Linked DNA regions of Mus musculus: regions 1, 3 and 4 are each linked to region 2. The links are chromatin loops, found by intact Hi-C in ENCODE. Cell type or tissue: left cerebral cortex. All regions are shown on one strand. Links, peaks and the distances in the headings refer to the core of each region. The heading gives the core; the rest is flanking DNA. Region 1 has its middle 82 kb from the start of Gm6749. Region 2 has its middle 270 kb from the start of Gm6749. Region 3 has its middle 5.8 kb from the start of Gm6749. Region 4 holds the start of Grm7 (glutamate receptor, metabotropic 7).

The links. Hi-C counts contacts between places; a loop is a spot of excess contacts. Peaks named below come from ENCODE experiments on the same cell type or tissue, not always from the same donor. Only the 100,000 strongest peaks of a DNase experiment are listed, where the experiment ranks them.
Region 1: a loop joins it to region 2, with 4 times the contacts of the local background. A loop is called at or near these places in 3 of 42 quality-filtered maps.
Region 3: a loop joins it to region 2, with 2.9 times the contacts of the local background. A loop is called at or near these places in 11 of 42 quality-filtered maps.
Region 4: it touches region 2 in a loop (8-fold over the local background); 4 of 42 quality-filtered maps call a loop at or near these places.

What each region holds. Positions count from the first base shown.
Region 1 is chr6:108,958,703-108,966,763 of GRCm38, forward strand. No RefSeq gene overlaps it. Among named protein-coding and RNA genes, the nearest start is that of Gm6749, 82 kb to the left of the region's middle. In left cerebral cortex, for the core only: a CTCF peak has its summit at 4,758 (motif pointing right); DNase peaks (open chromatin) are centred at 3,099 and 4,768.
Region 2 is chr6:109,146,076-109,154,136 of GRCm38, forward strand. No RefSeq gene overlaps it. Among named protein-coding and RNA genes, the nearest start is that of Gm6749, 270 kb to the left of the region's middle. In left cerebral cortex, for the core only: CTCF peaks have their summits at 3,162 (motif pointing right) and 4,710 (motif pointing right); DNase peaks (open chromatin) are centred at 3,202 and 4,725; H3K4me3 peaks cover 740 bases; H3K27ac peaks cover 808 bases.
Region 3 is chr6:108,870,989-108,879,049 of GRCm38, forward strand. No RefSeq gene overlaps it. Among named protein-coding and RNA genes, the nearest start is that of Gm6749, 5.8 kb to the right of the region's middle. In left cerebral cortex, for the core only: a CTCF peak has its summit at 4,532; DNase peaks (open chromatin) are centred at 4,535 and 5,153; H3K4me3 peaks cover 355 bases; H3K27ac peaks cover 433 bases.
Region 4 is chr6:110,642,778-110,647,777 of GRCm38, forward strand. It overlaps Grm7 (glutamate receptor, metabotropic 7), which reads left to right and starts at 2,821. Exons shown (of 10, transcript NM_177328.3): 1 at 2,821-3,609. The coding sequence starts at 3,091. It overlaps Gm20387 (a long non-coding RNA gene), which reads right to left and starts at 2,618. Exons shown (of 4, transcript XR_001785349.2): 1 at 2,088-2,618. In left cerebral cortex, for the core only: no CTCF peak of the experiment used is centred there; DNase peaks (open chromatin) are centred at 1,393, 2,776, 3,166, 3,402 and 3 more places; H3K4me3 peaks cover 3,119 bases; H3K27ac peaks cover 2,911 bases.

The sequences.
Region 1 (8,061 bases), core at 1,813-6,812, 190 kb before region 2:
ACAGCAAACCAGTAGCCAACATCAAAGTAAATGGAGAGAAGCTGGAAGCAATCCCACTAAAATCAGGGACTAGACAAGGTTGCCCACTTTCTCCCTACCTTTTCAACATAGTACTTGAAGTATTAGCCAGAGCAATTCGACAACAAAAGGAGATCAAGGGGATACAAATTGGAAAAGAGGAAGTCAAAATATCACTTTTTGCAGATGATATGATAGTATATATAAGTGACCCTAAAAATTCCACCAGAGAACTCCTAAACCTGATAAACAGCTTTGGTGAAGTAGCTGGATATAAAATTAACTCAAACAAGTCAATGGCCTTTCTCTACACAAAGAATAAACAGGCTGAGAAAGAAATTAGGGAAACAACACCCTTCTCAATAGTCACAAATAATATAAAATATCTCGGCGTGACTCTAACTAAGGAAGTAAAAGATCTGTATGATAAAAACTTCAAGTCTCTGAAGAAAGAAATTAAAGAAGATCTCAGAAGATGGAAAGATCTCCCATGCTCATGGATTGGCAGGATCAACATTGTAAAAATGGCTATCTTGCCAAAAGCAATCTACAGATTCAATGCAATCCCCATCAAAATTCCAACTCAATTCTTCAACGAATTAGAAGGAGCAATTTGCAAATTCATCTGGAATAACAAAAAACCTAGGATAGCAAAAACTCTTCTCAAGGATAAAAGAACCTCTGGTGGAATCACCATGCCTGACCTAAAGCTTTACTACAGGGCAATTGTGATAAAAACTGCATGGTACTGGTATAGAGACAGACAAGTAGACCAATGGAATAGAATTGAAGACCCAGAAATGAACCCACACACCTATGGTCACTTGATCTTCGACAAGGGAGCTAAAACCATCTAGTGGAAGAAAGACAGCATTTTCAACAATTGGTGCTGGCACAACTGGTTGTTATCATGTAGAAGAATGCGAATCGATCCATACTTATCTCCTTGTACTAAGGTCAAATCTAAGTGGATCAAGGAACTTCACATAAAACCAGAGACACTGAAACTTATAGAGGAGAAAGTGGGGAAAAGCCTTGAAGATATGGGTACAGGGGAAAAATTCCTGAACAGAACAGCAATGGCTTGCTCTGTAAGATCGAGAATTGACAAATGGGACCTAATGAAACTCCAAAGTTTCTGCAAGGCAAAAGACACCGTCAATAAGACAAAAAGACCACCAACAGATTGGGAAAGGATCTTTACCTATCCTAAATCAGATAGGGGACTAATATCCAACATATATAAAGAACTCAAGAAGGTGGACTTCAGAAAATCAAATAACCCCATTAAAAAATGGGGCTCAGAACTGAACAAAGAATTCTCACCTGAGGAATACCGAATGGCAGAGAAGCACCTGAAAAAATGCTCAACATCCTTAATCATCAGGGAAATGCAAATCAAAACAACCCTGAGATTCCACCTCACACCAGTCAGAATGGCTAAGATCAAAAATTCAGGTGACAGCAGATGCTGGCGTGGATGTGGAGAAAGAGGAACACTCCTCCATTGTTGGTGGGATTGCAGGCTTGTACAACCACTATGGAAATCAGTCTGGCGGTTCCTCAGAAAACTGGATATAGTACTACCGGAGGATCCAGCAATACCTCTCCTGGGCATATATCCAGAAGATGCCCCAACTGGTAAGAAGGACACATGCTCCACTATGTTCATAGCAGCCTTATTTATAATAGCCAGAAGCTGGAAGGATCCCAGATGCCCCTCAACAGAGGAATGGATACAGAAAATGTGGTACATCTACACAATGGAGTACTACTCAGCTATTAAAAAGAATGAATTTATGAAATTCCTAGCCAAATGGATGGACCTGGAGGGCATCATCCTGAGTGAGGTAACACATTCACAAAGAAACTCACACAATATGTACTCACTGATAAGTGGATATTAGCCCAAAACCTAAGATACCCAAGATATAAGATACAATTTCCTAAACACATGAAACTCAAGAAAAATGAAGACTGAAGTGTGAACACTATGCCCCTTCTTAGAAGTGGGAACAAAACACCCTTGGAAGGAGTTACAGAGACAAAGTTTGGAGCTGAGATAAAAGGATGGACCATGTAGACACTAGCATATCCGGGGATCCATCCCATAATCAGCTTCCAAATGCTGACACCATTGCATACACTAGCAAGATTATGCTGAAAGGACCCTGATATAGCTGTCTCTTGTCAGAGTATGCCTGGGCCTAGCAAACATAGAAGTGGATGCTCACAGTCGGCTATTGGATGGATCACATGGCCCCCAATGAAGGAGCTAGAGAAAGTACCAAAGAAGCTAAAGGGATCTGCAACCCTATAGGTGGAACAACATTATGAACTAACCAGTACCCCGGAGCTCTTGACTCTAGCTGCATATGCATCAAAAGATGGCCTAGTCGGCCATCACTGGAAAGAGAGGCCCATTGGACACGCAAACTTTATATGCCCCAGTACAGGGGAACGCCAGGGCCATAAAAGGGGAGTGGGTGGGTAGGGGAGAGGGGGTGGGTGGCTATGGGGGACTTTTGGTATAGCATTGCAAATGTAAATGAGCGAAATACCTAATAAAAAATGGAAAAAAAAAAAAGAACTTAGTACTACAGTTTTCCTATTAAAGCCTCCCAGGAGGGCTGCCTTTTACAAGCTGCCCTAGAAAGTGAACACAGAAGACTCCAAGAAGCACCTGCAGATCTGCTTAGGGGTTCTGATTTTGTGGCTCTAACTACTGTTGGAAACTTCGTATTCCTATGACAGGAAAGAGGAGGGGTGAAGACTTAAGAAGTGGGTTACCTTTAACAACTTGTGAGGATTCCCCCCCCCCCCATTTTGCTGCATAAATTCCATGTCAGCTATCATGTATATCACTTTCCTCTGCCCAGCTCTCAAACTTTTGTTGTTAAAATGCTTGGATGCTTTTCTGGTCGTCTTATTTGGATTTTCATGAAGCAGATGAAGAAGTGAGAAGCATGTGTAGCAACCAACGTACGAAACCAATTAACACTTCAGATTATACCTAGGAGGGGCTGGCAGAATGTCTCCTTAACAAACCCTGGGAATATTAAGTGGTTGCTGCTGTTGTTTTCCTAGAGCACACAGAGAACTTTTTTTCTGCATTCACCCGTCATCACCCCCAAAGTAAAGAGCAACCTTTATGTGTTCACTATAAATTACAAAACTTGTATTGCATGGAAGACAATAATCGGGGATGTTGCATCTCCTCTCCCGCCTCCTCTTCTACCTCCTCCTCCCAAAATGAGCTCAATTAAGGTCCGTACAGGAACATGGGGGAACTTAGAAGTGTGATGTATAACTGTAGAAAACACATCTCCCTCTTCTAGTGACTATTAACCACCTACAGATCCTCAGAAATCTTATGAGTTCTTTCCCCTCCATGATGGGATGCTTATAGAACCCATTCCCCCCCCCCCCCCCGGTATTCAGAGCTACCGATGTTCCTAGAGACTGGGAGGGGTTGCGAAGCATGTCTTATTTCTAGCAGGTGTTATACTAGAATTCATGAGCTGGCTCTTGAGGCTGAGGTGGTGGAGGGGTGAGGAAAGGAGATAGGAGTGGGACAGGGCACAGGCAGGAATAGGATGAGCTTTGGGAAGACATAGACACTTGGATGGTCTAAGCTTCACATGGCACTGATATTTAGAGCTTCTCCCAAATGGGTCAAGAGGCTAGACATTTGGCTTTGGAGACAGAGAAATCTGACTACCTGCCATATGGTAGATCACTGAAATTTTCTAAGCCCTTGATTTCCACTCTTTAAAGTGGGTATAATTATAATCAACAGCACCTAAAACTTTACAAGAAACACATGATTTTAGCTACTAGTTTGATGCCTATTTATCTGTCTCTTCCTTCCTTCCTTCCTTCCTTCCTTCCTTCCTTCCTTCCTTTCTTTCTTTCTTTCTTTCTTTCTTTCTTTCTTTCTTTCTTTCTTTCTTTCTCAGGTGTATTTAGGTAGGAGGAATTTGCTAGCTTTGGATTGCTTTTGAATCGGAAGAACTTGGTAAAAACACAGGAGTTCACCTGGGCATGATGGAGCAGGAGGCAGAAGCAGACAGGGAGTGAGTTCAAACTAGTTTGAGCCACACCTTGAGTTCCAGGCTAGGTTGAACTACAGAGTGAATCTCTGTCTCAACCAACCACAACAGATACAAAACAAACAACCCAGAGGAGGAGAGGAGATGACATTAATTCAAGGCACAGATATATAATTCTCCCATCTCAGTTTCTTTGACAAGTCATTTAATTTATGCAGGCTCCAGTTTGCTCATTAAAACACAAACAGTGTTGCTGGTTGACATGTCTCAGAATCACTGTGAAGATTAAATGAGAGATGGTGTAAGGAGTTCACTGTAAAGTGCTATATTAATTTATATTATTATTATTGCTCCAATGCAGAAAAAAATCAGTTATTCTGAAGTTTGTCCACATTTGGGTATGGAACCAACTGCCTGTGAATGTTAATGATCTCCATGTTTTGTGCAAATCACTTCCCATGACAAGGTGAAAGGCACTTGCACAGGAAAAACATCCCTGGAAGATCACAGAGGCTACTACTATTTCCTCTTTTCTCTGTTCTCAAAATCCAAACCGTCGCAAATCCTCTGGCATATCTTCCTGCCCCCTGCCCTCTGCCCCTACCCATTTCTGCTCTTTGGCCTCAGAACATCTTTTCCTGGCAGGGAAGCAGTGGTATTATTTCTGTCTGCAATTTAGTGGGCCTGTAGAGGGCAGTGTGGTCACAAGAAAGGAACTTTGGTTTACCAGAGTTTTCTGGATACTAAACAGTCTAGATGCTACTCCAAGGAAGTGCTATCCCTTGCTCCCTCCCTCCTTTCCTCCTTCCCTCCCTTCCTCTCTATCCCTCCTCTTTCTTTACCAAATGGCACCAGCAGCCTTGGAGGCAAACACTAAGGACAGGTAGGGATCCCAGAGGAAGAACTCTGGCTCTCAGAGAAGCCAGGGGCCTGATGTCAGTTGATATGGGTGGTGGTTGTAGCTCTGGTATCACTATTGTTGGTATGAATAGGGCTTCATTCATGAGAGAAAATGATTCTATTTTAACTAAGTGAACTTCAGTAATTAAATGAAGATGAATATATCTGGCTTTGGAGTATTAGATTTCGATCAAAAATAAAGAAGGGAAACTTTTTTTGTTTTTGTTTCAATGTATAATCAACTATTGAATGTCATAATATTGCATGTCAGCAATACGCACTGTCTCCTGGTGGTCCAGGGAGTCAATACTAAACCGGGAGGAGTTGGAGGCTTGCATATCAGTAGGGTGCATTTGATCAAATCAATGCGTGTATTTGATCTCCTTATTACTTCAACTGTGTTTACCTCAAAGGCAGCTACAAGGGTTAAAAGTGGTGACAAAAGGCAGCATGCTTTGTGTTAATACAACAGTGTGTTTCAAAGTGTGGGTCCAGGACCAATCACCATCATCTACATTACCACTAGAAAAGAGAATCTCAGGTCCTGGCATCCCACATCTTCATAATCAGGGAATTCTGTAGCCTAGCTGGCTGTGTGTTAATAAACTGTCTATGGGACTCTGAAGCATGCTAAAGTGGGAGAAATGCTGTTGTGCTGTAACTAGATGATACTGGGATAATAGTATACATTGTTAATGTCATTACAGTGAACTGTTACTAGAAATGGAAAAATTACTGTCTTATAGAAAATGATCTTATTGGAGGACCTAAACATTGAACATGGAAGAGTTGAAGGACTGGTGTGGTCACTGGCAATAAGAGAAGTCAAGGGTCTATGCCTTAAGAATGGTGTGCTGATAGGACTGGCATGGTCCCTGTATGCTAGGGGTGGGCTTAGGGGCTGGCTAACATGGAAATGGCAGAGGGATGGGAATAGGGCACACTAGCTGAAGGGAAATGGTCATGGTGATAGCTGTGATGTATAACTATCATTAATCAAGAAGTGAAGAGATGGCAGCAGTTTAAAACAATCTTCAACAATTCTTAGCAACAACCATAGAAAAGACACTGTTAGCACTGGGGATGTGGATACTAGAAAACCTCAGGGTGATACATTTTTAAAGAGGTTGATTATGGCAGTGGCACTTGTGTGTATGTGTGTGCATGAGCACACACACACAGACACACATGAGAGTGTTATACATCAAAACAAGCAAAACTTATAAAATGGTAACATTTTTCAATACTTTTCTGTGTCATGATTTTCACTCTAGGAAAATATTATCACCACCAACACCATCATCATGATTGTATGTTATGCATGTTTCAGATACCATTGCAAGTACTTGGGATGAATCTGCTCGCGTGACTTCCAAAACCTTGGTGAAAGATTTGTTATTGTTACTCTTGTGCACCCCCACCATTGTATGTGAGAGGAGAGTAAAGCCTCTTGTGTTCCATAAATTGCCAAGGCACTGAATGGAGGAGTATGGAACTGACCCTGACCCTATCTAATTCTAAGGGATGGCTAAGTCAGCGGTCAAGTCATTTGAAGGCCTGTGTGGCCCGGCAAGAATGTGTTCCTGGGATTGTATTTATTCCTTTACAATCTTAGTCCTCCAGGGAGTTCACTGAGGCCACATGACTACTTCATATCAAAGAAACATAAGTAGAGCGGGTATGTGTTACTTCTGGACTTGGGCCTTAAAAAACACTGTCCACAGTTCTCCAGCCTTTCTTCCCTGGCGTTGTGTCATTACAAAATTGTGGAGCCCTATCTAGCTAGAATCCCTGAGTGAATCCTTGGAACAGAATTCCCTGGGACTTTTGCTAGAAGTTTAGCTGAAGCACAAATGTGAGAGGGCTCAAGAGAAGAGGTCGTGATCTGGGGGCGGGGCTTCTTACTGATGGGCTGATATGGCTCACCCAAAGGAATGAAGCCCATTAGGTAGCATAGAGAGAATACTGAACTGGGTCATTTGCCAGTGTGGTTGTGGCCTCTGTACCTCTGAAAGTTTCTTTGTGGGTAAAGAATACCCTGTTGTCTCTTGCAAGGACCGAGATAATGGAGGACTAAGGAGTTTGCTCATAAAAGCTTTGGGCGAGGGTGGTAACTCTGTTTCAAAGTATTCTTTCCAATTATTTCCCTGAAAGTAGGATCCTGGAAAAATCTAATTCTACTGGCTTCTTTATGAGTGTGTGCACCACTCCCCTCTCCCCTCCGCCCCCCCCCCCCCCACTAAAAGAGAAATACTCTCCTCTATTGTTCTGTGTGGTTTGGGAAATTATAATTAGCTGAGACAACTTCTTCCAGCTGCCCCAAGGAATGCCTTTAGAGCTCTGCACTTGAATACACCGGATCTTGAAGTCCACATGCAGCCTTTTCTTGGATGCAGTGTGACAGTGTTTCTCTCTGTCAGCCTGGCCACTGGCATGTGTGTGCCCTACCACTTCCAGTTCCCTCCATCCATTAAAAAAAAAAGTGCTGGGAGGTCCCTCTGACCTTTTAGATTCTTGGCATGAGTTTGGAGCCCACCTGAGGTGGAAGGAACCTGGAGCCTGCTGAGTGATTCTTTGTTATTTATTTTTAATGTCAAATTATAACAAGAACTACCAAGGCCTCCAGGGAAATATCCTTAAATAGAACACAGCACTGTGGTACATCTCTCAGCCAGGTATAAGTGAATGAGCTGATTGCCAAGGGCAAGTGAAAGAGAGTGGAGAAGGAGATATTATTTAAATGTTTGTATGTAGATACAAGAATATATTAATGTATATAAAATTATAATGAGGAAGAAATACATTTTAGCAATAGTGATTGTTCACTTGGCTTTCATGAGGTCAAAGTTATGAAGACTCAGAATGTTAAGAGGCTGTTGAATTATTAAACAAATACACTATGGAAAGGTCCAGGAGGGGCCAATATTTTGTATAAATTCATATAGCAATGGAGGTGCTAAGGCAGGAGGTGAGTGTGTGTAGCATAGGGTAGATTTTATGGTTTGAGAGAACTCATGTGTGCCACTGAACATGAACAAGCTGCATTTTCCTCATGAGAGATGAGACTTCAATCACATTCAGCAATTACCTA
Region 2 (8,061 bases), core at 1,670-6,669:
ACTCCTTTTTTGTGTCCTCGGTTAGGGGGCAGTCTCCTGCTTTCGCAATCACTTTTGATGTTGTATTGCCTTGATGCCATTTGCTCTAAGCAGGTGGGCGGGAAATAGAGGATCATGTGTGGGAGGTTTTTATTTTTATGGTTTTTAGTGATTCTGTGGTAAGCATTTTGCCAAGTCCTCTCTTTTGACAAATTTGGGCACACGACCAAGAGCTTTTTAGACTGTGTCATGAGTCCTCCCTCCAGTTCCCTGTTTTGTGAAGGGTTTCTGGCGTTGTCTAAGTCCTGTGGGATCTTTTCCCAGCTACCCTGTTGTTCAAGGGGCCTCTCCAACGTTTCATTCTCATTACAAGGCCCCATTGGGCTGAGCCTTGGCAGAGTCAGTCATGGTATGGAAAGTGCTTGTCTATTTTATTAGAAACAATTTTCTGTAGTGTGATTTCCCTTGTAGTCCTGGGAAGAAAACCCAGGGCTTTGTATATACTAGGCAGATAATTTAACACAGGGCTCCATTCTTAACTTTAAGAGTATGTCAAGAGCTTAGCATAGGACCATTACAATATGCTTCTACCTAAAGATAGAACCATGCCACAAATCTCTATGTATATATATGTCCTAGCATCTGTCTTTATCATGGAAATGAGTTATTTGTTGGTAGTTTGTGTGGAATCGAATACTTGGTGTGGAAAGTCATATGGATGTCTATTTATCCAGTAGGCCTTTTAAATTTTAGAATTCATCAAAGTTCAAGATTCTGAGAGTGCCCTGAGGGTTAAAAGCCTTTGTTTCCTTCATACCTACACTAGTTGGTATTTCCCCAGTCAGCAGTACTGCTTGGCCTCAAGTGATGCCCCTGTGCTGAGATGTAAAGAAATAAAGCACAGAGTGCATTTGCTGTTCGATATCTCTTCCCAGAATGATACCTCCTTTCCTCCTTCTTCTTTTCAGTCTCTTTTTCCGTAACCATCAAACCATTGTTTCTCTTGCTAGGAGGTAAACAGCCAGGGGCACGGGGCCCGAGGATTAGCTGAGTGCTTAGCTGTGTGATTTGTACCAGGTTTGTCAATGCTTGTTCTACATATGGAGTTCTGCTCTTATCTTTAATCTGTTTACCCCCCTTACGTGCTGCTTGTTCAAATTAAGTGAGTCAACACGTGTAAAGCCATTTGCTGCAGTCTGATAGACGCTTCTTTCCTCACACTGAAAGCTTTCTTCCTGGCATTAGTCTTAGTTACGTCATTGCTTTGTCATCTTCCCAAAGATTCATAGTGCCCATAGTAGTAGCTCTCAGAGTCAATCCAGAGGCTGGAATTTCCCTCCCAGGAAGTCCATTTCTGGTGCTGGAACAGATTACCTGAGGCTAGAGTTTATACAGAGCAGAGATTAATTTTCCAGTTCTGGGGGCTTTCAAGTCTAAGGTTGAACAGTGTCAAGGGGCAGGGGTACTTTCACCACATCATCCTATAAGAAAGATAGCAAGAGATAAGAAAACGTAATAATTAGTTTCCTTCAGTTGCTGTGACAAAACAATGTGACCAAGCAACACTGGGAGAAGTGGTTAACTTTAGCTCCTAGTTCCAGGTTAAGGCCATTATAACAGTTAAGTCGCAGAGGCAAGGACTTAAGGGAAGTTGGCCACATCCACAATCAGGGTTACAGTTCAATGACTGCATGCCTGGTACTGGTACTGCTCAGTTCATTTTGCTGTAACTCTCAGGGGGCTCATTTTCCTACTTTAATTAATTCAATTAAGATAATCCCCTGTAGACATGCCCACAGGCATACAGTGTAAGCAATGCCTCACAGAATCTCTCCAGGTTGTAGCGAGTTGACAATTGAAACTATGACAACACTCCCCTTCTCATGGTGACTACCCTTGGGACATACAGCTATAGAACTTCCTCATTGGGAAAATGTGGTGATGATAATAAAAATCATTATGAGGTCAGGACCAGGCTTAATGATGCATTCCTGTAATCCCAGCATCTCAGCACTTTAAAGGATGATTGCAAGTTCCAGACCAGGCTGTGCTAAATAACAGAATCTTCCCCTCCTCTAATCAACGAAATAGTAAATATTCATTATGTAAGGTTAACTGTAGGGTTGGTGGGTCTGAATCTGCTCCACTGGTGTGAACAGCCACTCGGGGAGGCAGAACCCAAGGAGTTTGACTGCACTTATCCCATGCCTCCACTGGGGCGGGTGTGGGGCTGTAGGGAAGCCCAGGGATGGGAAAGCAGAGTGTGAAGTCTGAGGTATGGGGAAGCCAGAGCTGGCTAGGAGGTCCCCGGGCTGGGGCCAGAGAAAGGGGAGCTCTAGCTAGTTCCAGCAGGGAAAGTCCTTGGCTTGATGCTGGCAGACTTAGTGGTGGTTGCGACTGGGAGTGCAGAGAGGCCTTCTACAGGAGTCTAGACTGTGGTTCTGTAGGCAAAGGCCTTCTCCATGGCTCCCCACGGCAGATCTCAATGAAAAGAGCCAGTTCATGTCATGGTGGAAAGTGAATGCTTAAAACCACACCCCAGTTCTCAGGGTGCACCTGAGATTATATACCTTTTGCAGGGAGGAATGTTTGCGAAAGAAAGCTTATTGGCTATGCCCCCCGGGCCCTCTAGACACCTCATTAACAGGGAGAACTCTGTCTTGAGTCTATGTGACCACAGGTCAAGTCTCTTTTCCTATTGTCTTGTCTGAGATGTTAGGGATGCCTCATTTATCCGTGGCAGGGCTTGGGCCATTGCCCTTGAGTGACTGATGGCCACAAATTTAAGGGAATATGTGTAGCTACTTGACAGGTGCCTGGTGCTGGGAGCAGACAAAGCTTCTACCGTTCCTTCAGGGTCTCTGGGGCTTCAAGCCTTTTGCTTGGCCTTACCAGGCTGACTCTCAGGGTCCACAGCCCTGCCATTAACTGTATATCACGATCTGCACAAGTCCTTAAAAAGTGTACCATCTACTCCCCATAACTCTATAAACTCAGAGTTATGGGTGTCTACATATCATAGATGAGAAAACGAAGACGGATGACTATGTAGCTTATCCAGGGCTCTATAGATAGCAGACAAAATAAGGTTTCTCAAACTGTCTTTTTAGATTTATTTATTCTACGGCTGTTTTGCCTGCCTGTGTGTCTGTCTGTATACCATGCACGTGCAGTATCCATGGAAGCCAGAAGAGGGAGTTGGATCGTCTGAAACTGGAGTCAGCGCTATGTAGTCCTAGGAGCTGAATCCAGTATATCTGCAAGAGCAACAAGCACTCTTAACCCACGAGTCTTCTCTAGCCATAGTTAAGATGTAACCCCCTGCCTGCTTGGCTGCCTGCTCTTAACTGAGTTTGGTGCCATCGTGGAACAGGTAGTACTTATAAAGAAGTTCTTGGTCTCTTAAAAGCCATTTCAGCTTTTTGTACTCTTGGCTATCAGTGTTAGCATTTACAATACAAAGTCAAGGGTCTAAAGTCATGCTAGAACTATCCAGCTGAGTGTATTAATACCAGAGTTCTGGTTACTCAGTGTTGTAAAGCTGGAACATAGGGGTGAGTATTGAAGCAGCCCAGGTAAGGAACCCGAGAAGCACTCAGGTCTTTAGGAGCAAAATCTAGGTATAGAAATTCCTGCACTGGGTGTGGGATTGAAGGTTGCTGCTGGCTGGCTAGTGTTCAGACTCTGGGAATTGTCTTATATCAGGTATTTAGCCCACTTAGAAATCCCACTGTGTGTGCATGCCTATGTGTTTGCATGTGCGTGTGAGTGTGTGTGTGCCTCTGTTTATGTGTTTCCATGATACTGTGTGTGCATGCATGTGTGCACATGTGTGTGTTCTTTCACAGTACCTCCAACATCTTCCAGTGAAGGTCCAACCATGTAGAGGCCAGTCAAAAATGCACCTGGAAAATTGCTGATTTCCAGCCTTGCATTGCAGAGCAGAATGAAGAAGGTAGGCCTGAGCTGAGAGGATGGGATAGTACAGGGACAAGTACCATTTCCAAGATTAGACTGAAGATTCAGTCTGGTCCACCAGGACACAGTGGAAAAATGTGTTTTGGGGTGTCCATGGGCTGCTGTCTGAGAAGTGATCAGACCTGGCCTGTGTGACTGAAGACCGATATACTTCCCCACAGCAAGCACTGTGCATCCAGATAACTCTTCTCTCTCTCTCTCTCTCTCTCTCTCTCTCTCTCTCTCTCTCTCTCTCTCTCTCTCTGTGTGTGTGTGTGTGTGTGTGCGCGCGCGCGCGCGTTCGCGTGTGTAATGATTGGCATGAATTTTGGGCCTGAGGCCAACTACAGTCTTTCAATCTCCAACAGTTGCCTTCTGTGTGATCTTAAAAAAGGAAGGCACATCCCCTTCAGGGTCACTTCCAGGAGTCACTAACGCTATTGAGACTTTTTTCCTTTTAGCCACACATCGTTTTAGTCGAAGTGTAAGAAAATCTGTCGCTGCCCCGCCACCATGTCTAATTTCCTGGGAGACTTTACTTCTCCTTGAATTACCCATTTATTCTTGTGAGAAAGCGCTTTGGGGTGGAGGAAGAGCCAGGCATCCTGTAGAGGAGAAGAGAGAGCCTGCAATTTGAAATGCTGAGTGGCAATTTCGCTTTAGCTAGGGTTGTCACCGGACTGATGAATGGTCCCCCTGTAGCATACTAGTGATGTTAAAATCTCCCTCAGGCTCCAGTCTAGCATGCGTCACCCATGTACATATAGGAACGCTAGGTGGCGCTGTGGTGTCAAAGGATCGAAGGAGAGGGAGAACCTTGTGGAAGAGAGAATTTATGGAAAAAGCAGGGGACTGGCAAAAAGCAAGGGGCTTGCAGAAGCAGGGGAAAATGAATGTGCATTCTCATTCAATGCCCTTCCAGTTCAGGTGAACATTTCCCCTTTTAGATCTGGGCATGCATAGGAAATCTAATTACGGATGCGAACTACATTTGATGCTTTCAAATCAAATCGTGCCATGTATTAGAGGCATCCAGCTGACTGCGGGTGCCAGCGCATCCTAGCAGTAGAAACCTGGCTTCTCTCCTCTCTCTGTTTTTGTCTCACTTTTCTTTTTTCCCTCTCCACCTTTCCCACGCTCTTTCATCTTAATTGCGCCGCTTCCCTCTCTCTAACATCCATCCAGTTTGGTTTAGTAATTTTGGAATCCGTTCACTGATATTGTAGAGTTCTGTTTCCTCCAGTAATATCTTGAGAAAGAGGGTGGTAAAATAACATCCTTTATTCCACAGGCATTATATGAACAGTAACTGAGTACCTACTGGGTGCTGGGAGCCAAACTAGACACTTTCACATTCATTTATCTCAGTGGAACTTATGTTCTGCGGGATTCGGCCTATGTCACTAGTAAGACAGAAATCAGAGCATTAAGAAGTACCTGTTGTCCTACATGTCTTCATTGCTGCTTCGGAGACTGAACATTGCTGCATTATCCCTGGAGTTTACATGGTTTCCTCTGATGTTTCTGTGGTTTCTGGAGTCTCTCTCTCTCTCTCTCTCTCTCTCTCTCTCTCTCTCTCTCTCTCTCTTTCTCTTTCGTTGGATAGCTTCTTTATTTACACTTCAAATGTTTCCTGGTTTCCCCGCCTCCTGGAAACTGCATATCCCATTCTCTCCCCCACACCCCGCTTCTATGAAGGTGTTACTCCACCCCCATAACCACTCCCACCTTCCCACCTCCCCACCCCAGATTCCCCTACACTGGGGCATCTATTGAGTCTTCATAGGACCAAGGACCTCTCTTCCCATTGATGCATGACAAGGCCATCCTCTGCTACATATGCAGCTGGAGCCATGTGTACTCCTTGGTTGATGGTTTATTCCCTGGGAGCTCTGGGGACGGGGCTGGTTGGTTGATATTGCTGTTCTTCCTATGGGGTTACAAACCCCTTCAGATCTAGAGTCCTATCTCTAACTCCTCTATTGGGGACCCCACACTTCGAGCACCTGCCTCTGTATTTGTAAGACTCTGGAAGGGCCTATCAGGAGACAGCTGTATCAGGCTCCTGTCAGCATACAGTTCTTGACATCCACAATAGTGTCTGGGTTTGAAGACTGTATATGGGATGAATCCCCACATGGGACAGTCTTTGGATGGCCTTTCCTTCAGTCTCTGCTCCATACTTTATCTCCATATTTGCTCCTGTGAGTATTTTGTTCTCCTTCTAAGAAGGACCAAAGCACCTACACTTTGGTCTTCCTTCTTCTTGAGCTTCATGTGGTCTGTGAATTGTACCTTGGGTGTTTGGAGCTTTTGGGCTAATATCCACTTAACAGTGAGTACACAGGAGTCAGGCTTTCCTGAGATCCGGGTTCTCCCACTTCCAGTCCTGTGATAGCTCCTCAGCTCCTCAGCATTGCATTATTCTTATGTGAGAAAATGGGGGCAGCTATTCTTACCTCACAGTGTTATCTTGAAAAGTAAACGAGAATGTGGATGTCAACATTGAGAATGACAACTGGCACACAGCAAGCCCAGGAAATGTGAGCTTCCGTCATCGTCCTCCTGATCTTCCAACCGTCAAAGAGAAAAACAACTACTCCCTTTCGCAGATGTGGAATAGTAGTTTGCATACTTCCCTTGCCCCCAGATAGGTCTCTGAGGAGTGTGCCGGGTTGAGAGGGAGCGCTTCATTCTCACTAACAGTTATCAGGAAGGATTTCATGGCAGAGCCCACGTGAGTACTTGGATGCTTCAGGAAATCAGAAGAGACTTCTGAGGTCAAGAGGATCATGTACTCTGAAGTGAATCAGATGAAACCTGCATCCTTGCTCTTGTTGATTTCACACATGCATATTTTTAAAACCACTTTAGTGGGCCTACGTAAGCCATGGTTATTTGGGGGAGGGACATAGGGCCATTTGGAGCTCTACTTTGAGATCTCTTGCAGGCTGTGGATTCTCTGTCAGATACCATAAGACAATTTAAAGAGCTTAGCAGGTGCTCTGGATGCTCTGTGTAGATCTAATTACCTTGCGGGGCTCTCCTTCTCCCCTATCCCAGCTGCTGTGGGTGCTGGTGCCAATGGCTTATAACTAGTCCTTCTTTCCTGATTGTCCTTGTCCTATGGCAGTGCCCTCCATTCACAAACACAGGAATTGTCACCGGCCATGACTGACAACTGCAGAGTAACCCTCTCCAGTTCTTCATGGTCCAAGTTATGCTATACTTTACACTTTTTGAGCACTTCTTGGCTTTAGACAGAGAGTAACCTAGGATGTATTTGAATCTTTCCCCTGGACTGCAGACTCTCCCTCTTATCTCTGAGAATATTTGATATTGCATAAAATACTTGCACAAGAATCCCCATCTCAGATGCTGCTGCAGAGGACCAGATCTGATAGAGGGGGACATAGATGACGCAAGATACATAAAATAGGCCACAGAACACAAGCGTGAGGACAAGGGAGGATGGGCAGCTCTTCCATTCCCTCTGTCTCTGCTTTCTCCTCGCACTGTTAGCTGGTGGCACTCCAGTTAGTTCCATATGTTTGGTATCTGTTTTAGAAGGATCTCACTGGTAGGGAAGGGTGTATCCAGTCACCTTGGGGTAATCTGATTTCACAACAACGTCTTTTCTCTTGTGCTCTAGGAAGGTTTCTACACAGAGATGATGCTTACTTACTTACTCAGGCTGCTGAGGAGGTGTGATTAGCTCACTAGGGCTGCGAGGCCCAAATTCTAGCAAGCAGTTTCTTAAGAATGGGCTAGGTAGATAAGAAAGCGCACAACCACGTTTTGGTGTTTACTTTAGCAGCCCATAGCCTATTTTAATTATTCTGAAATAATTATCTCTGGCACACAGCTGGGCTTGTCTTCCTGTGACTCGTGAGTCTTTCCGGCACACATGAATACATCAAGAAGGCTGAAAGGAAGGGCTGGAGCCAAATGACACATAAAGAGGCTCAAAGGGAGAGGCTCAGTAAATGACAAACGTTGGGCCTTTGAGGCCATTGAGGACATTGATTAGAGACATTATGTCTTTTTGTCAGACCCAAACAGTTCCAGCTATGGAGATGAGAAATGAATGAGCCTCAAGGATGCCTGGGAGTGAGAGCCGTCAGT
Region 3 (8,061 bases), core at 1,809-6,808, 270 kb before region 2:
CTGATCTGTGCAGATAGCACTGTGGCATTAGGAGACATTTTATTGCTATGTTCATTTAGCAGAAGAATAGTACTAGATTCAAATCCCGCCCCATCTTTCTGGGTAATTAGCCAAAGAGTTTCAGACACCCCTCAAGCACTGTAGGGTGTTGTCAGTACTACTAGTTATCCCTCACAATCCAACAGTAAGAGCCTATTGCAGAAGACCGTAGGCTTAGATTTTTCAAAATCTACTTTTAATAAGGGTTCTTAAATGCTTTAACCTCCCTTCTAGCTCACCACCCACCAGAGGTAGTGGGAAGGAAAAGGTTAATAGAGCAAAGGGGCATGTGAACCTGTTTAGAAATTGTTCTTTGGAGCAAACCTAATCTGTGTTGTCAGGATATCAGCTGTTGGGTTCACAGGAATCAGCAGTAGCAGCAGCTTGATCCACCCACAAACACCGTTCACAAATCAGCAACTGAAGCCAGAAGAAATCTTGAGGCTCTGCCAATCGGCCTGAGTCTGAGAAAGTGGCAAGAAGCCACAGCAACACCATTAGAAGTTATGACAAACCATGGCCAGCAAAGAATGGCAAGGTGAATCAATACCATACGGTGTCATCAGTGAAGATCAGTGTCAGCAAAGCCCAACGATGCCCAGCAGAGAATGGTAAGGCACACCCATACCAAACAGCTCCATTCCCTGCCTGTTGGGTTATACTTATAGCCTTTCCAAACATCATGTGTTCTCTCAAGCATATGTTCTAGCAATGTATCACGTGCATTATTCCCGAGCTGCTTCCAGAAAGACACTAACCACGTGTCTGCTCTCAGCAAAAACATCCTCTCATAAGACTGCTTCCAGAAGAAAACATCACATGACACAACCGAGTCTCCAAAGAAACCAGAATTTTCTACTTGAGAAGATACCACACACTTATGGCATAGACTATGGGGAACTCTAGCTGGTGCTCAACTAGAATCTCCACCCCCACTGGCTAGCCTTTACAGTGATGGAAGGTACTATACATGCTACAGAAGGAGAAATGTATTCTTCAGTTTCACTGAGCTATAAATCCTGATATAGGACATAAAACCATGCCAGGAAGTTTGATAAGGTAGAGAGGTTGAGATCCAGAGACTCAGTGGGCACACACCTGAGACTTAGGCGACACCCCGCTCCCTGCCTGATTCCTGGCCTGGAATACATGCTATGCTTCTCACATAAAGAAACAGGTCCTATAGTCATGTAGGCCCAAAACAGAGTTTTCCCATGCTAATGAGGTACCTAGAGGCCTGAAAGGCTTAGCCAATAAGATTCCATTCCCAGACATTCCTCTCTGCAAAAGGTATTTAATCTCAGCTCCACCCTGAGAAGTGGATATGGTACAGTATGCATCCATTTTCCACCATGAACAGCCAATAAATTGTTTAAAACCATAGAATGTCTCTTTCATCAAGATCCTTTGTGGGGAGCTGTGAAGAAGGCATTTGACTACAGAGCTGCAACTTAATTCTCCCATAGAAGGCCTCTTTGTGCTCCCAGCCTGTCACCAAGCAAAGGACAATCACTGCTGGGACAAGCTGGAGCTCCCCTTTCTCCTGCCCAGTCTAGATGCTGGCCCCAGCTCATGGGCTTCCCTCTCCCCCAACTCTGTTCTCAGCTCTTCCATGATTCCCAGTAGTATCTGGACGTCCAAGAGTCTGAGAACCCCACAGCCCGGCCTTGTCACACGCCTCGGGGAACCCCTGAACCAGCTCCAGCTTCCTGAATCTCAGACTGTGCTTTCCCACCCCCAGAGCGGTGTCTTGGTGCTTCCTACAATCTGGCACCATCCTAGGTGGTGGCGTGGAATAAATTCAGTCAAACTCCTTGCATTTGGTCTCCCCAAGAGGCAGTGCCCAGCAGACGTGGATCCACACCCTGAGAGCTCTAATACAATATGCCCACGATGCAATAGTAGCACAAATGTTATGGCAGTAACTGCCCTAAGTAAGGGCTTCTACTGATGTGACAAAACACCATGATCAAAAGATCCCGGGGGAGGAACGGACTTATTTCAGCTTACAACTATCAGGTCGCATTTCATCACTGGGAGGAGTCATGGCAGAAACTCAAGGCAGAAACCAGGAGACAAGAACTGAAGGACAGCCCATGGAGGAGTATTGCTGGTTTGATTGCTTCTTCTTCTTCTTCATCTTCTTTTCTTTTTTTTAAAATATTTATTTATTTATTTATTTATTTATCTATCTATCTAATGTATATGGGTACACTGTAGCTGTACTAATGGTTGTGAGCCATCATGTGGTTGCTGGGAATTTGAATTCAGGACCTCTGCTTGCCCCAGCCCTGTTCGCTCCAGCCTAAAGGTTTATTAATTATTACATCTAAGTAGCTGTCTTCAGACACACCAGAAGGGGGTGCCAGATCTCATTATGGATGTTTGTGAGCCACCATATAGTTAGTTGCTGGAATTTGAACTCAGGACCTTCAAAAGAACAGTCAATGTTCTTAACCCCTGAGCCATCTCTCCAGTCTGTTTGATTGCTTCTTCTGGCTTGTTCAGACTGCTTTCTTATACTACCTGGCCCACCTGCCTATGGTGTCAGCTCCTCCTGTGGTCTGACCCTCCACTTCATCAACCATTAATGCACTTATAGACTTGCCACAGGTAAATGCTATAAAGGCATTTTCTCAACTGAGAGTCCCTCTTCCCAAACAACTGTCGTTCCTGTCAAGTTGACATAAAATTAATCAACACAGTAACAAAACAATTTTTATGTTGGATTAAGGACCTGCTTCATGAGACTGAACCCATACCTGATATTATTATGAGGCTGAGAAACTGAAAATATCGTATTTCAGCAATAAAAATGAAAAGAATGTGGAGGCAGCTCTAAGCCTAGCATCCAGGCCCCCCACTTCCCGTCCACGACTTCTCTCAAACTGCTACACAAGCAAGGAACCCTGTCTGTCAGCAATCCTGGAGAAGGGTTGCTTCTATACACCCAGACTTCCTGTCTGTTGGAACAGCTTCATTTCTGCCTCACCCCACGTTCACAGGAGAACTGAATACACTTGAAGCCCTCCTTGCCCAGAACCTGTAAGTAAAACTTACATGCGTATGTCTTTATTTACAGTATATTGAATTTGTACTTATCATCTGAAGAACCAGGGTCCGACCTGGGTCAGGGTCTGGCTAACAGTTCTAGAGTGATTCTTTGGACTCAGACCATTGGCTGACACCATTGGAAGCCCCCGTGAGGACACTGGTTGTAGGCACCCGGAAGTCACCCTGGCAGAAGGGTCATCTTGTGAAATCTCTGTCCAGCTCCCATTCATTCGGCTTCCAGCTGATGGCTACCAGCGTTGGTTCTAAAGCCACTTTATCTACGGATTCTCAAAACAAGGTCTTTTTCCTTTTATTTCTTTCATCAGATGTGATTGATCATGGAGTAACACATAGAGGCCTTTTAAGGCAAATACTGGTGACAGTTTTGCACAGCTTGCATAGCAGTCTCTCTGTGTTAGGGACTGAAGATTTAGGCCCCTTCTTTCCCATTCCCCTGTTGAAATTCAGGCCTGAGTATGGGATTAGGATGTGGGGCCTTTGGGAGTTGATTAAATTAATGAAGGCAGAAGGATCCCTCATGATGGGATTCGTGTTTTCCTGAGGAAGAGTCACCTACATCTGCCGCTTTGTCATTTAAAAACGGGAAGCTGCCAAGATGCAAAGGGGAAACCACTCTCCCCAGAACCAGGCGATGCACTAGTCCAGGGGCTTGTAGCCTCCAGAACTGTGAGAAAATGAAGCTCGTCCCGTAAACTCCCAAGCTGATAATCTGTTTTGGCAGCTGGAGTTGTGAGTTGAAGACAGTGTGAATGCTAAATCTCATTAAGTGCATTTTAACACGCTAATGATATCTGCTTTCCCAAGTTGTGAAATATAAGTCAGAGATTTAGTTTGTTCTGGTGCAGTGCAAACAATGCCCACAACATCCATCAGGTTATGGGGCAGGGCACATGCACATCATCCCTTGGAGAAACTCACCAGGTATTTGTGATTCGTCCAACCCTGTTGGTTCTAGTGTACCCTTACTCTTTGCCTTCCGGGGCCACAAACAAAGAAGAACAGTTGCCAATAGGTTACTAGAACACTTCTGAGTGGGTCTCTGGGTAGAAAGGGTTTAATTTTTGTAGCTCCCTCATGAAAAGAGCTTTTAATGAAAATGTAGCTATTTGCTTCTACAGTGCCATCGGGACTTGCTGGATCACGGAATCTCAGAGTCTCTTGAACTTGCCTCAGACTGTTCCTGGGAATTAGAGAAGTGCTGTTCAGGGGGCCAGTGGGCAATAAGAAAACCAATAACAACATAGTTTTCATGGCCTCAAGAAAAGGCTTCTAAATATAACTGTAGGTTTTTAGGCCTCTACTTTTAAATGCTATCCAACTGTGGAAAAGGGTCATTTTCTCCCATGGCCTTAAAGACATCCTGTGTTTCAGTGTTAGGTTATAAATATAGTTGCAAATACTGTTCATTTCCACAAGAGACCACTATTGCTTTGCTTTTTCTAGTGGTGCCTGCGGAAAATAGAGTTAGAACAGCCCAGGAGGTGAAAAAAAAATAACTGTTCCCAAACCCCAAACAAACAAAAAACAAAACCAATCTAGTATTTTTAAATATAGCACAGACCCTGTCTCAGAAAAAAAAAAACAAGAAAAAAAACATAGTATAAAATATGATCTCATGGTCCTTTGGAAGCTTGTGTTAAAGTCCTGGTGTGTGTGCTGACTGCAATGAGGGGTGGTGGTCGTAATGAGAACATCACATCTGTGTGGGGGTCTTAGTTGTCGAGTCGCAGGTCTTAAATGTGTGTGACCTGGCTAATACAGTATCCTGTGCTCAGCATTTTCATTTTCCAGAGAGTAATCCTGAGGTGTAGGGAAGGGCCACACACTGCTTAGTTAGATGGCAATAGTTCAGCACCAGCAATAAGAATGGGAAAGGAGAAACGGAGACTCGTTCTCTGGAAAGCACACCAGGGTTTTCTCGGTGTTCAGGTGGGTGGTTTCCTTTTCGTTTGTGACATTGTTTTCAGCTGGACAAGGATATGAGACAAAGCTTAGAAGGCTGCCCCTGTCTCCACACGCAATCAAGAACAATGCCAGATTGGGAGGTTCCCCTCGGGGCTTTCTGAGCCTCTCTTTCTTGTCACCTATCACCACCAGCGGCTTCTCTACTTCCTAGACCCTCCTACTGCTTCCTGTCTGTTTTCAGTTTCCATGAGCTATATAAGCAGAAGACAGGAGCCGTCATCAACAGTTGTGGGACTGAAGCCAGACTCTTCTCCAAATTAGTATTCTTCCCAGGTCTCCTGATTTTCAGCCTGTCACATAGGTTTTGGGAGGTGGTTCAGTCAGTGATGTTCAGAGGCTTGGACGACAAAAGATGGATATGCTTAGCAAATCCTCCTCCCCCCTCCCCCTCCCCTCCCCCTCCCCTCCCCCTTCCCCTCCTCATCCTCCCCCTCCCCTCCCCCTCCCCTCCCCCTTCCCCTCCTCCCCCTCCTCCTCCTCCCTCTCCTCCTCCTCCCCCCTCCCCCTCCTCCTCCTCCTCCTCCCATCTACTCTCTTTTCAGCTACAGCTCGTAGTTCTGAGACTACATCAGAGTTCTCCTTTGTGATCTCTTTATGGCTTTGCTACTGGACAGTGGTCCTCAGACTTGAATATGAATCCCTGGGAGTGGCTGCTAAACCATTTCCGACAGCAGGAAATCAGACTCCACCTTTCAGAGGAGTCTGAAACACAGGATGTCTTTAAGGCCATGGGAGAAAATGACCTTTTTCCACAGTTGGATAGCATTTAAAAGTAGAAGCCTAAAAACCTACAGTTATATTTAGAAGCCTTTTCTTGAGGCCATGAAAACTTTGTTGTTATTGGTTTTCTTATTGCCCACTGGCCCCCTGAACAGCACTCCTTTCTCAGGTGGTCCAAGATCCCTCAGTGGATCACAGCACTGAGAGTTTGCTGGGAGACTATTGCCCTGTCTGGCCCTCAAATCCTTCGGGGACTGATTTAACAAGGATTGCAAAAGTGGCTACCTGCTTTCCATCCCTATGGACTCTGCTGTTCAGTAGCTGTTGCATTAGCATGGGAAAAACTGTAGAAAGAGGCAGTCTCCCCAGGAGAACTTGTTTCTTACAAATGTGGCTTCTGAAATAGCAGCCACACCACTTGGGAACTGGTCAGCTGTGCATATTTAAGGGCCACACTCCAAACATACTACACGTGAAACTCTTGGAGATCAGACCCTGGCCCCCCTGTGCAGTAAAGAGCTGGCTCGGTGAGTCCCAATAAAGATGCAGCTTTCCCAATGTGAGGGTCGGGGTCCCTTCCTCTGTACCAGGTGTGACATACCTTGAGATCTATTTGTTATGTCCCTGTTGTCTGCAGTTTCCATATCCCAGTTTTCAATTTCCTATGGTCAATTGAAGACCAAAAATACTAAATGGAAAATTCTAAAAATAAGCAAGTAGTAAGTTTTATGTTTATTATAGAACGTTGTTGTGATTGTCTTGTTTTTACTATCACTGCTAATTTCTTCTAACTTTTCCTAATTTAGAAGATAAACTATCATAGGTATCAATAGGAAGATAAGAGCATATATGGGGATCAGTAGTACCGTCTACGATTTAAGGCACTCCTGGGGGGTTTGGAACCCATCCTTTGTGATAAAGGGGAATTTCCAGCCTTAAGCTTACAGGAGCAAGGATGGGAGCTGTTCCCCGCTCTCCTGTGTGTGTGGACAGTGAGCATCTATTAAGCATCTATTAGGTGTACTCATAAATGGTTATTTATTTATTTTACTCTCTAATGTTATCTTGTTGCCTAGCCTATGTGTTATTAATAGGTGAAAGGTAGTTTGCTACTTCAGACTCAGTTATTCAACAAATACTAAGTACTATTATGTACCAGGTATTCCTAACACAAGTGGGAATATGGTGATGTAATTATGCCTTTGTATAAACAAACAAACAAGCAAACACTACACCTTAGTTACTTCCTTCTTTCTTTCTTTCTTTCTTTCTTTCTTTCTTTCTTTCTTTCTTTCTTTCTTTCTTTCTTTCTTTCTCTTCCTTCCTTCCTTCCTTCCTTCCTTCCTTCCTTCCTTCCTCCCTCCCTCCCTCCCTCCCTCCCTCCCTCTCTCTCTCTCTCTCTCTCTCTCTCTCTTTCTTTCTCTCTTTTTTCCAAGACAGGGTTTCTCTGTATGGCCCTGGTTGTCGTGGAACTCACTTTGTAGACCAGGCTGGCCTCGAACTCAGAAATCCACCTGCCTCTGCCTCCCGAGTGCTGGGATTAAAGGCGTGCGCCACCAAGCCCGGCTCCTTAGTTACTTTTTTATTGCTATCAAAAACCACCATGACCAAGACAACTTATAAAAGAAAGTACTTAGTTTGAGGGCTCATAGTTCAGGGGATCAGAGTCCATGACCATTGGTGGGAAACATGACAGCAGGTAGGCAGGCATAGTGTTGGAGCAGTAAGTTAGAGCTTACACACTGAGACAACAACCAGAAGGTAGAGAGAGTCTGAGTTAACTGGGGATAACATGTGCTTTTAAAACTTCAAATTCCACCTCTAGTGACACACCGTCTTCAACAAGGCCACATCTTCTAATCTTTCCCAAACATTCCTACTGAGGACCAAATATTCAAGTATATGAGCCTACGGAGGCCATTCTTATTTAAATTACTACACAGTATAATAGCAAACAATAGCCAGAGCTTTGAGGCGGAAATAGGGGCTGAGGATAGTTATTTGGGTGAAGAGGCAGCTACCTGTATTTTCTTGAGTAGCAGAATGGCTGCTTCCGTATTTGTTTTAATCCTTGCACTGGGAAGACCATGTAAAAGAAACTTTGATTCTGTTGGAACTGTCATCTCTGAGGCTTACTGACCTCATCTGCTAATCTCAGCCTAGTCCCGGAAGCTTCTAGCCTCCTCTCTACAATCTTATCTAGGCCTAGAATGTTTTCAGCCTCCAATTTATAAATACATTTACCCTTTCTTATCCTTTCAG
Region 4 (5,000 bases), core at 1-5,000, 1.5 Mb after region 2:
GGGATGGGAGAGGGCAATGGGAGAGAATGGATGAATACATGTGCAGGAGAAAACTAGTGATTACTTGTAACTCATCCCTGAGTACTATTTGGTAGCAACTTTCTAAAGCATAGCATGAAATTCAAAATAAAAGAAAGATTCCATTTTCACTAAAGAGAGCCCAAGCCACTGGTATTTAAAATCAGGCATCCTTGTCCTCGTGTGCTGTTGACTGTATTCCTTTCAGTTGTTCCATTTGCTTTTTCTTCTTTTGCAGCTTCGACAACTCTATATTGACAGAATCCCTATCCCAACTACTTCACTCAGCATTCTGATGTAGGGCATTACAATAGAAGAGTTACAAGACTGCTCTTGACTTCAAACAATAGAAAGAAAACACATATGCATATAAGTGGAAAACCCTAGAAATATTGCTTCAAGTATGCCTGGATAGGGGATGGGGGGAGTTCTGAAGTAATTTATTGAGATGACTTTCTATTTGTCCCCCACTCTATGTGTTTTTCTAGACTATGCATTCCCCTATCTCTGTGTCTCTTTCTTTTACTCCTTCCTTTCTCCCATCAGTATCATCTCTGACCCTATCCACTCTATCATACCCCTCTCCATCCCTGTCTTCATTGCTCTCTACCTCAGTTTGGGATTCAAACACAGAGCACATCCTCAATGTACAGACTGGCTGCACACTGCAGGAGCCACCATGATATGTAATTATGCTGGGTGTACATTGCTGTAGTAGGTATCAAGACAGTGGGTGACTGATATGCATAATGTATATAATTTGCATGTGAATCACAGTACAGTTTCATTGAAGATGACAGTAAAATATCTTGTACTTGGAAAATCAGAAAAGCATGATAGTTTTCCAAAAGAGGGACAGGAAGGGGTTAAGCAGAGGGCCTATTTTTTTCCCCCAACTTTACAGAGATGTGACCAGGTGCAGTGATAGCCCCACCTCCAGCTCCAGTCTCTGGCCTCTGTTTTGGCTTCTCCACCAAAGGCAAAGATGAGTTCTTCAGACTCTGGTTGACCTTTATTCTCTCTTTTGACCATGGCACTATGGCTAGAATGATCACATGAACTAATAAGCCACACCTACATTATAGGAAGAGGGCTCCGTTCTCAAACCATAAGCATTGAAATAGCGAGGAACATGTCCCAAATGAAAGTGATGGACTATTCATATGTGGAAGAAGAACAGATGCCCAGCAGAAGCACCTGGCCTAACACATAAAGTCCACAGTGCCAGTTAAGGTTGGCGATGGGTTCTGAAGATTTTTTGTCCTGGTTCCCTATGCATAAAGCAACAGAGAATATTGGCCTAAAAAGAACGCTGTAGCCAAAGGGACATGGCCTATTTTAACAAAGGATTTTAGTTAAAAGACAACTTGGAGGACATCCAACTCAATCTCATCACTTTCCAGATGGGGAAACTAAAATTCAGGCAGAGGCACTGAAATACCAAGGACACACAGGTAGTTGGTGGTAGAGGCAATATAACAGAACTATATATTATATCTAACAATAGATTCTTCATCAACACCAGAAAGCATATTCTTGTTTGTGGCTTTCTCTCCATCACCCTCAAATCTGTACAATATAGCTTTTACACACTACAGCAGAAAACATTACCAAGAGTTGAGTTAAGGTCCCAGAGAAATGTTAAATTTCCCTGTAAGAGAGCTAAGGACACTTGTTGCATGAATGGGCTAGTTTCAGGAGGGGTACTTTCCCTTCTACAGTGAAACTTGCCTGAGCATTCTTTGCTTTGTTCCCCAAATCCCATGGCAGCAAATGAAAACAAACAAGCAAACAATAACAACAACAAAACCACAAAAACCTACTATCTGCATCTTTAAAGAGACTTCTCCAGCTCCTTTTACTTCCTTTTACCTTCCCCCACTTTACCTGCTGTTTCTTAACTGTAAAGAAAAACTGTCACCAGCCCAGGAGTATCTTGGAAAATAGGTAGAAGGGAGCAGTGCACCTATCAACACTACAGAGGAAAGTGCTGGAGTTCTTAGTGTCTCCTCTTGCAGCAAAGGCAAGGAAAAGCACTGACTGAATCAGTGGTTAATTTCCCCACTGACCTGCTGAAGAATGTGGTTAGTTTGACCAGCCTTGGCCCTTAGGAAGATCGAGGGTGGAGTACCACTTTAGATTTCTTCTTGGCTTCAGCTTCCCTCCAGGATAGAGGGTACCTACTATAGGAGAAGCCTCTGGTTAAGGACTTTAGTCAAGAATCCGGTTCCAGAATGTCCAGTATTTTTCTGAGCTAGCTTTAGAGACTGGAATCTCCTCTCCTCCCGCCCCCTTTCACTGGCTGCTCCACTTCTGTACTCCCTAGCTTTCTGCCAGAGCTGACAGTCAAAGATCAGACTCAGGGGCTCCCCATAAGTCAGCACCAATATCGCGACTCATCCCAAGTGGATGTCTGCAGTTCCTAGAACATGGGCGTGGGTATTGGTGAACCTGAGGTTTCCATCACAGAGTTGGGGACAAGAGCTTACTTAGCCCTTACTAGTATCCAGAAATCCACAGATTCCCTGGGGACCACGAAACTCCCCTGAACAGGCAACCTCTCGGCTCCCGGGCCACCCACCCATTCCTCCACCCCCCCCCCCTTACCTCAGCACGCAGCCCCTCCCTGCGTGATGATGCAAACCGGTGGGGAGGGCGGGCGCTGGGAAGGGTGGGGAGAGATGGATAGCAAGCAAGGGAGGGAGAGAGGGAGTGGGAGGAGGAGGAGGAGGAGGAGAGGGAGCCCAACGACCATTTAAAGCGATAGCAATCCCTGCCCTCTCCCCAGTGCTTGGCTGTTGGAGAGCGCGAGCGGCAAGCCAGGGAGCGGGGAGCGCAAGCTGGTGCACGGGCCAGCGGAGCTACAGTGCCAGGTGCCAAAGACTGGCTGACGCCCTGGGACCCCCCACCCCTCTCCTGCTGCACCTCCTCTGTCTCCTCCACCCTCTGTGCCTACAGAAGTCCCCGGGGCTTCCCCCGAAAGGAGCTCACCTCGAGAAGCCGGGACCTGGGAGAGCCCACCAGCATCCCCTCCAGCGCCGCCGCCGCTACCGCAGCAGCATCCGGAGCGGCATGGTCCAGCTGGGGAAGCTGCTCCGCGTCCTGACTTTGATGAAGTTCCCCTGCTGCGTGCTGGAGGTGCTCCTGTGCGTGCTGGCGGCGGCGGCGCGCGGCCAGGAGATGTACGCCCCGCACTCGATCCGGATCGAGGGGGACGTCACCCTTGGGGGGCTGTTCCCAGTGCACGCCAAGGGTCCCAGCGGAGTGCCCTGCGGCGACATCAAGAGGGAGAATGGGATCCACAGGCTGGAAGCTATGCTTTATGCTCTCGACCAGATCAACAGCGATCCCAACCTGCTGCCCAACGTAACGTTAGGCGCGCGGATCCTGGACACTTGTTCCAGGGACACTTATGCGCTCGAACAGTCGCTCACTTTCGTCCAGGCGCTTATCCAGAAGGACACCTCCGACGTGCGTTGCACCAACGGAGAGCCCCCGGTTTTCGTCAAGCCAGAGAAAGTAGTTGGAGTGATTGGGGCTTCGGGGAGCTCCGTCTCCATCATGGTAGCCAACATCTTGAGGCTTTTCCAGGTAGGGGGGCGCTCCCTTTGGGGAGGAGCATTCTGTGGCTCCCTGCGCTCTAACCTTAAAAGCTGGTTTGGACTTCATGGGTTGCAGGGGTCAGGCCAGCACTCCAACATTTCTACCCTGGAGATCCTGTCGAATCCCTCCCACCCCACCCAAGGAGGTATCTTCCTTGCTTAGTTTACTCCTCTTTTATGTCTTTCCCTGTCCACGCTCCACTCCATACGGCATGACTCCCCGGATTTATGGTCCCATTTACAAGAAGCAATCTTCGGAAAAAACAAGGCGATGATTTAAATGGTTTGCATTAGAGTGAAATATGGTTCGGAAACAGGCTTGTAAAAGTGTCTGGGCTCCTAGGGGAGCAGGTTAGACACAAGGAATATGAAAAATTAGAAGATGCTTTGAAAATGGCATTTCTCAACTCCCCAGCTTCCCATGCCCAAGCCACTTAGGAAACCTCGACTCCATGGAAATATTCTCGAAGACCTCAAGAAACCCCTTCTTCAAAAGAGGGTTGGGGTTTACCCGCATGTGGATGATAATTGCCCGTCTCTTTGGGGTTGAATTTACGACCTGTAGCCCATCTGCATCAGAGGCATGGGGGTATCCGCCCCACTGGGGAGACCCCGCCTGCTGACGTGATCCCCCTGAGTTGGTTTCCTCCTGGCAATTTTGTGCACCGCCTAAATTGCATTTGCAGTCCGGCCGGTGGCAGGAGCTGGGCGATCAGCTAGCTTTCTGCTGCCACTTCAGACCTCAGCTGGGGATGAGCTCATGCTAACTGCGAAATAAAATCCCTTTCACTGACTGCTCCCTGCGCTCCTTGTCCCCCTCCCTCACTAGTGCAGCCCCACACCCAGAATTCCAGGCTCTAAGCTGGGAAACTCAGTCTGCTCTGCCCAAGAACAGTGGATGTGCTAAAGCGGGTTATGCAGGTCTTATGCCCTGGGTTCAAAAAGGCAGATCTAGGGCTCCAACCGCAGTGCTCTGCCTTTGGTCCCTGCAGCCTCTGTCTCCTAGACTGCACTGCACTGGGTAGAAATGGATAGCTTTGAGGGTTAGAAATTGAGTTCAGGGAACTCTGACAAGGTGTCCTTATGCTTCTCTGTTTCCTTGTTTGGTTTCCCTTCCTCATAGGCATTTCTCAACCCCTGTTTCCTTTTCTCACACTCATGTTCTTGCCTCAAGTCAGTTTGAGTATGACTTTCTTATTAACCCAGGGCTTGCTCACTCCTTTGGTGGTAGCCAGATCCAGCCAACCCTTTCTCTTAGCTGTGCAAGTTGGTGCCTGCAGGATTGTGCTGCCCAAGTCTAAGAAGTGACTCTTGCTCACATGCTTTCCCGGAGGGTAGGAGTTTTATGAGGGACCTGCTGGTGGGTGATGTCCAGGCCAG